Linked DNA regions of Mus musculus: region 2 is linked to region 1. A link is a loop called in an ENCODE intact Hi-C map of the cell type or tissue named here. Cell type or tissue: heart. All regions are shown on one strand. Each heading gives the region's core, and the rest is flanking DNA. Links, peaks and the distances in the headings are about the cores only. Region 1 overlaps Cyfip2 (cytoplasmic FMR1 interacting protein 2). Region 2 holds the start of Gm12167 (predicted gene 12167).

Evidence for each region. Peaks named below come from ENCODE experiments on the same cell type or tissue, not always from the same donor. Only the 100,000 strongest peaks of a DNase experiment are listed, where the experiment ranks them.
Region 2: it touches region 1 in a loop (7-fold over the local background); 2 of 42 quality-filtered maps call a loop at or near these places.

The regions. Positions count from the first base shown.
Region 1 is chr11:46,274,151-46,277,066 of GRCm38, reverse strand. It overlaps Cyfip2 (cytoplasmic FMR1 interacting protein 2), which reads left to right. Exons shown (of 31, transcript NM_133769.3): 8 at 160-288; 9 at 2,325-2,429. Among named protein-coding and RNA genes, the nearest start is that of Cyfip2, 37 kb to the left of the region's middle. In heart, for the core only: a CTCF peak has its summit at 1,543 (motif pointing right); a DNase peak (open chromatin) is centred at 706.
Region 2 is chr11:46,341,544-46,344,459 of GRCm38, reverse strand. Itk (IL2 inducible T cell kinase) reads left to right here. Exons shown (of 17, transcript NM_010583.3): 9 at 1,980-2,062. It overlaps Gm12167 (predicted gene 12167), which reads right to left and starts at 2,173. Exons shown (of 2, transcript NR_152253.1): 1 at 1,955-2,173. In heart, for the core only: no CTCF peak of the experiment used is centred there; no DNase peak of the experiment used is centred there; H3K27ac peaks cover 445 bases.

The DNA.
Region 1 (2,916 bases), core at 298-2,797:
GAGTCAGGTGTCAGCCCCTGCTGGCAGGAACGCTCCCTCCTCCTGGGACCTCAGTAGGTAGGGATCAAAGTGCTCACTTATTCAGCCCAGCTCTGGGCCTTCTGGGTGGTGCAGGAAGATGTTTGCTCCGCCTGACCAGTGGGTGGCGCTGTTGTTTAGTGTCTTCACCAGCAACTGGAAGTGATCCCGGGCTATGAGGAGCTGCTGGCAGACATTGTCAACATCTGTGTTGATTACTATGAGAATAAGATGTACCTGACGCCCAGTGAAAAGCACATGTTGCTCAAGGTAAGACTTCCCCTCCTGACACAGCTTCCTGCCAGGCGTGCGTGCGTGCGTGAGTGTATAGGTGTGTGCATACGAGTGTGGGTGTCTTTAAAGGCCAGAAGTGTCAGATAACCTAGACCTAGAGTTATGGGCGATTGTGAGCTGCCCAGCATGGGTGCTGGGAACCAAATCTGAGTCCTCTACAAGTGCAGTAACTGCTCTTAACCACCGAGACATCGCTCCAGCCAAATCTTTTTTTTCTGACGTGCTGTCTCTCACTGGGATCCAGGGCTCACCCATTAGGCCTGGAGAGCCGACCAGCAAGCTCAGAGATTGGCTTGCCTCTCCCTCTCCATCATAGGGGTTACACACGTGCTCCACCATGCCAGGTTTTACATGGGTGCTAGAGAATGAACTCCGGTCTTAGACTTGTGCCTCAAGCACACGTGACTGACTGGGCCATTAGCCCACAATGTTGGAGACTGGACGTGATATTGGGCTTCTTTGAGGGCATGCCATGGTGGAACTATTTCGTGTCCCCAAATAGAAACACCAGTATTCAGTCATGGGGCCTCTAAAGAGCTAATCCAATTCTGTTCCAAGAGGCCTATCTTTAAATAACTAGGAGGTTACATTTCAACCTCTTTTTATTTATTAATTTATGCATTTCTTTTTTTGAGACATTCTCTCTGTAGCCCAGGCTGGCCTTGGATTCTCAGTACCCCATCCTCAGCCTCCCAAACGTTTGGGTTACAAGTGTAGGCTACCACATCCATCAGGTTTCACCCTCTTAAAGTCATGGCCCTGTGACTTTGGGGCTTAAATGCTTGCCAGAGTTCAGGGAAACGAAACATATTGAAACCATAGCCCAGGGCAGCATGGCTTTTGTGACTCGCTCACTCCAGCTTCCTTGGGCTGTCAGAAACCAGCAAAGGCTGCCCCAGCTTTAACCGCCTTTCCTCCCTAGTCCAAACATGGGTGGTACAGCAGTTATGCCCAAGTCTCATGCTCCGCAGGCTGCCTTACGATACTCCATCTCAAAGCAGGTTTAGATGACTTCAGGTTCTGGGCCTTCCTCTCTTATCAGCCTTGAATGTCTGCATAGACCTGCTCCTCCCCACCCCCACACACCACCATCACCAACACACACACACACACACACACACACACACACACACACACACACGTTTTCTATCCTCTTCAGGCCTCCAGCATTGTTTTGAGCTGTTGCAAGGTTGGTTCTTTGCAGTTGGTTAGTGAGCTCAGAGGCCACCAGGGGGCGATGGAAGCCCTCACAGGACAGTCTGGTGCTGTTGCCGCAAGACAGAATGCACCAGGCAGGAAGCAGCTGTCATAGGCATCCTCTGCTTCTTCTCTTAGCCCCCTCCCCCTCCCCCCCACCCCCGTGAGATATAAAGGTACAGAGAGGAGCGACTTCCCCTGTCCCTGCGGCTGCTCTTTTACCTAAAGTGACTAGCAGGTGGGCTGACAGATCAGGAGTATCAGCATCTTCGGGTGGAGATCTGCTCTTTAACAATGGCCTTCACATTGTTGCTTTTCTGGAGAACTTTGTGGTCACTTATCATTATTCCAGTGCCTGCCTCTCAACACCTCTGGGAAACAACAAGGTCCTTTCTCTCTCGGAGGATCTATAAATCCACACTTGGATGGAGATCCTAGGCTAAGCCCTTTGCAGATCGTCTCAACAACATGTGTGTGTGTGTCTGTGGTTCCAGCAAGCTCTCTAGCCAGCCTCTCTATGTCTCTGATTCCTCATCTTTAGAATCGAGGCCACCCTTCTTAAACCCTAACCACAGCCGCTGCCCCAGAGTAACTGCTGTAATAATATACTAAATTCCTCGTTGAAATTAGGCACGTGTTTTCTGTTTTAATTTGGAAATGTGTGTGATTTTGAAATAGCACGTGTGTCTCTACAAGATGCCAGTGAATTTGTGCACGCTCACATGCGTGTGCACGCATGCATCACAGCCCCCATGTTTGTTAGCTGCTCTGGAGGTGTGATGAGGATGTTACACGTGGCCCCTTTCTCATTCTAGGTGATGGGCTTTGGTCTCTATCTGATGGACGGAAATGTCAGTAACATTTACAAACTGGATGCCAAGAAGAGAATCAACCTTAGCAAAATTGATAAGTTTTTTAAGGTTAGTAATTGGTGCTGGGGCCAAGCAGGGGCACAGAATTACTGGGGCCTAGATCCCTGGTGGAAGGAAAGGATGGCATTGGCCAGAAAGCTGTGGAGATGGTCACAGGCATCTAAAGATTCTCAGGGAAAAGGAAGATAAAGCGCAGGCCCCAGCTGCTCTCACTAAAGCAAGGTTACTGCCCACATGTGAGTGATGCTCAACCTCAGGACTCGCTGGGATTCCACGGGAGGCCTTGTAAGTCTTCTTGCATGTCCCTTTCCCCTTTCCTAAAATCTTTCCTCTAAAGGCATAGTTGCATCCTAGAAGTCAAAACCTATGTGAATTTTCATTACACTCTACAGCTCATGGAGACAGAAGAAAAGAGTAGAATTTTTAAAAAGATTTCACTTTTATCTGATGTATAGGGGTGTTGTGTCTGGGGATGTGTCTGCACCATGTATGCAGTGCCCACAGAGACCAGAAGAGGGCATTGGATACCCTGGAA
Region 2 (2,916 bases), core at 218-2,717, 67 kb before region 1:
AGGAAATGAAGCCCCATCTGACAGCATTATTCAAGTCAGTGCCCCTGGGACACACGTCAGGGTCTGTGCCCCTGTGGCTACCTCTCAGCTCCTTGCAGGAAGTATGTGGTAAGGCACGTGCTTCCCTCAAACTCTTAGCTGCTTCAGCCCCAAGTAAGACTCCATGTTGCTTTCAGCAAATGTCGCCCACAGTCACTACGGTGGAGAAAGAGAGTGTGGGCTTTCCCATGCTCTGCCAGACCTGACTATGACCCTACCTTTGTCACCTGGTGTTTATAGAGAACTTACAGCTGAGGACTGCTATAATCACAACTTGTTTACAGAAAACAATGACTTCTTTGAAATGGTAACACCAACACAAACAGCCAGATGTTCATTGGTTAGATAAAAGAGATGTTTATGCTCCTCCTCTCCTCTCTTCAGACAGTTGGTGAGCCTCTGGTCTTTCTGGTCTGTTTCTTCCTTTAGAATATATGACATAACCAGATAAAATCTGCCTCTGCTTGAGGTCTGTTTCTTCCTGTCTCGTGTTTAACCCATCACATTCCAACCAACCAAGAGCCAAAGCTGCATAATTTTGCAAATGGTAAACTGTGGCTAATGCCTGTTGAGCAAAGCCATCAAACAAAAAGTCTCTACTCCCAGAAGCCAGAAGGTGGCTGTCTGCTGACGAATGGAAAACAAACGTGATCTGTCCCTAAAGTGGAATATCACTCAGCCACAAGTAGGAGTGAAGTCTTTACACCTGTCACCACCTAGGAGGTCCTTGGAAAGAATATTATAAATGAAGGACCCACTCTCAGAAAACCACATGGATTCCACTTACAAAAAGAGTCTACATAAAAATGTCTAAAATAGGCAAATCTATTTTCAGAATGCTTATTAGAATAAATATTAGTAAACCCATTCCCTCTCTCTCTCTCTCTCTCTCTCTCTCTCTCTCTCTCTGTGTGTGTGTGTGTGTGTGTGTGTGTGTGCGCGTGTGTGTGTGTGTGTGTGTGTGTGTGTTTGTGTTTGTGTGTGTGTGTGTGTGTGTTCATGCAAAAACTTTCCTTTGGGACTGATGGATGGAGGGGCTTCTGGTATTCTACGCTGTAGATATTTTCCCTGTGTATATAAACGGTATGACTTCCACATAAGGTCCCCTGTCTAATTGTGACCTTCACTTATGACCTTCACAATGTCTAATTTAAGTAAGTCATAATTAACAAGCTCTGCAGATGTTTACAACTGGTAGGAGAGGAGCTAGGAATTCGATTCTTCAAACAGTTCAGATTTTACAGTTTCCATCAGGAACATGTGAACTGGCATGCCTGTTTGCCTATGCTGACTCCATCAGAGCAGGCAAAGCTGTCAGCACTTCCTTCTACCCACCCTCCTCTGTCTCTGTCTCTCTGTATCTCTTGATGTCTCTCTATGTGTGTCTCTCTCAACTAGTAGCATCGCACTGTTTCTCACTCTGCCCTTCAGTGAAATCAGCTTTGTGAGCAGGGCTTGAGAAATTAAGCCCCATCCAGGAACTGAGGGAGTTTTCAGAATAAGTTTTGTGTTCTGAAAAGAGGTAGAAGAGGCTGGAGCATCATAGAGCAAGGAAACGAATTTGCTCAGGTGCCGAAGTTCAAACTCCAACCCCACTGCTCACTATCTGCAAACCCATGGGAAATCCACTTAATCCCTCCAGCACTCACTTGCTGACCTTGTTGTCAAAGAGGATAATTGTGTCCAGACTCCAACACTGAGGGTTGGGAAATGTCTGTAGAGTCCAGTGCCTGGTGAACTGTAAAGGAGAGGACCTGTGTCTGTCTGTCCATACAGGACCTCAGATGAACAACTGCTTCAGGTGTGATTGAAATGGTGGCTGTTGCTACTGAAAGTCTGTGCCACACAGTGCTTCCCCCTTCCCAAAGCAAGAAAGTGGCCTTAGGTGCCAGAGTCTGGTTTTTAGATCACTAACCTTTCGGTCTTTCTACCCAATCCAGGGTAAAGAAGGAGCTTTCATGGTCCGAGATTCCAGGACACCCGGGACATACACAGTCTCTGTTTTCACCAAGGCCATCATAAGGTATGCCACTCACTTGGCACAGAGGAATGGGGATAGCTGGTTTTGTGTGACAGCGTAGACACAGCAAGATCCACCCACACATCATGTGGAGCCTCGCTAGCAGTGGTGTGGCTTCCACCAATGCCCCTGTAAAGTCAAAGCCCCAAGTTCAAGGGCAGATCTAGAGAGATTTAATAAGGGCCAGAACTGGGTGGATACCAGATCCTCTACTGGGCATTGGCAAGGCCTGATAGCAGAGCTCTGAGGACATCGCATATTTGCGTCTATATTTAGTGAGCATATCAGGTAGTGTAGAAGAAAGTATTTTCATCTACAACTGGAAATAGATAAATGCCAGTTCTTGATATGCTAAAAATAAAACCTATCTACCATATTGGCATACAGTCCTGTGTGCCAGAGACTCCTGAGTGTGTGTGTGTTTATATCCAGATTCCATATGTGTTTATAGAATTACATATTAGATTAGATACTTGTATTAAAGCATTAGATACTTGTATTTCTAAGTCTGGATTATTTTGTTTAACACACTAATCTTTACTTGCGTTCTATTCATTTACTTGTGAATATCCTAATGCCATCTTCACAGCTAAATAAAATTACAGTATATATATGCACCACAGTTTCTTTATCCATTCCTCTATTGAGAGGCATATATGAGGATTCCATATTTTGGCTATTGTATAGTGCAGCCATAAACATGCATGGTCAAAAATCCCTGTGCTGTTCTGGCTCAGAGTCCTTCTGGTTCGTACCAAGGAGTGGTGAGCTAGAACCACGTGGTAGTTGTATGTTTAGTTTTTGAGAAACCTCCATACTAAGATACACTAGTTTACATTCCCACCAGCAGGGTTCTC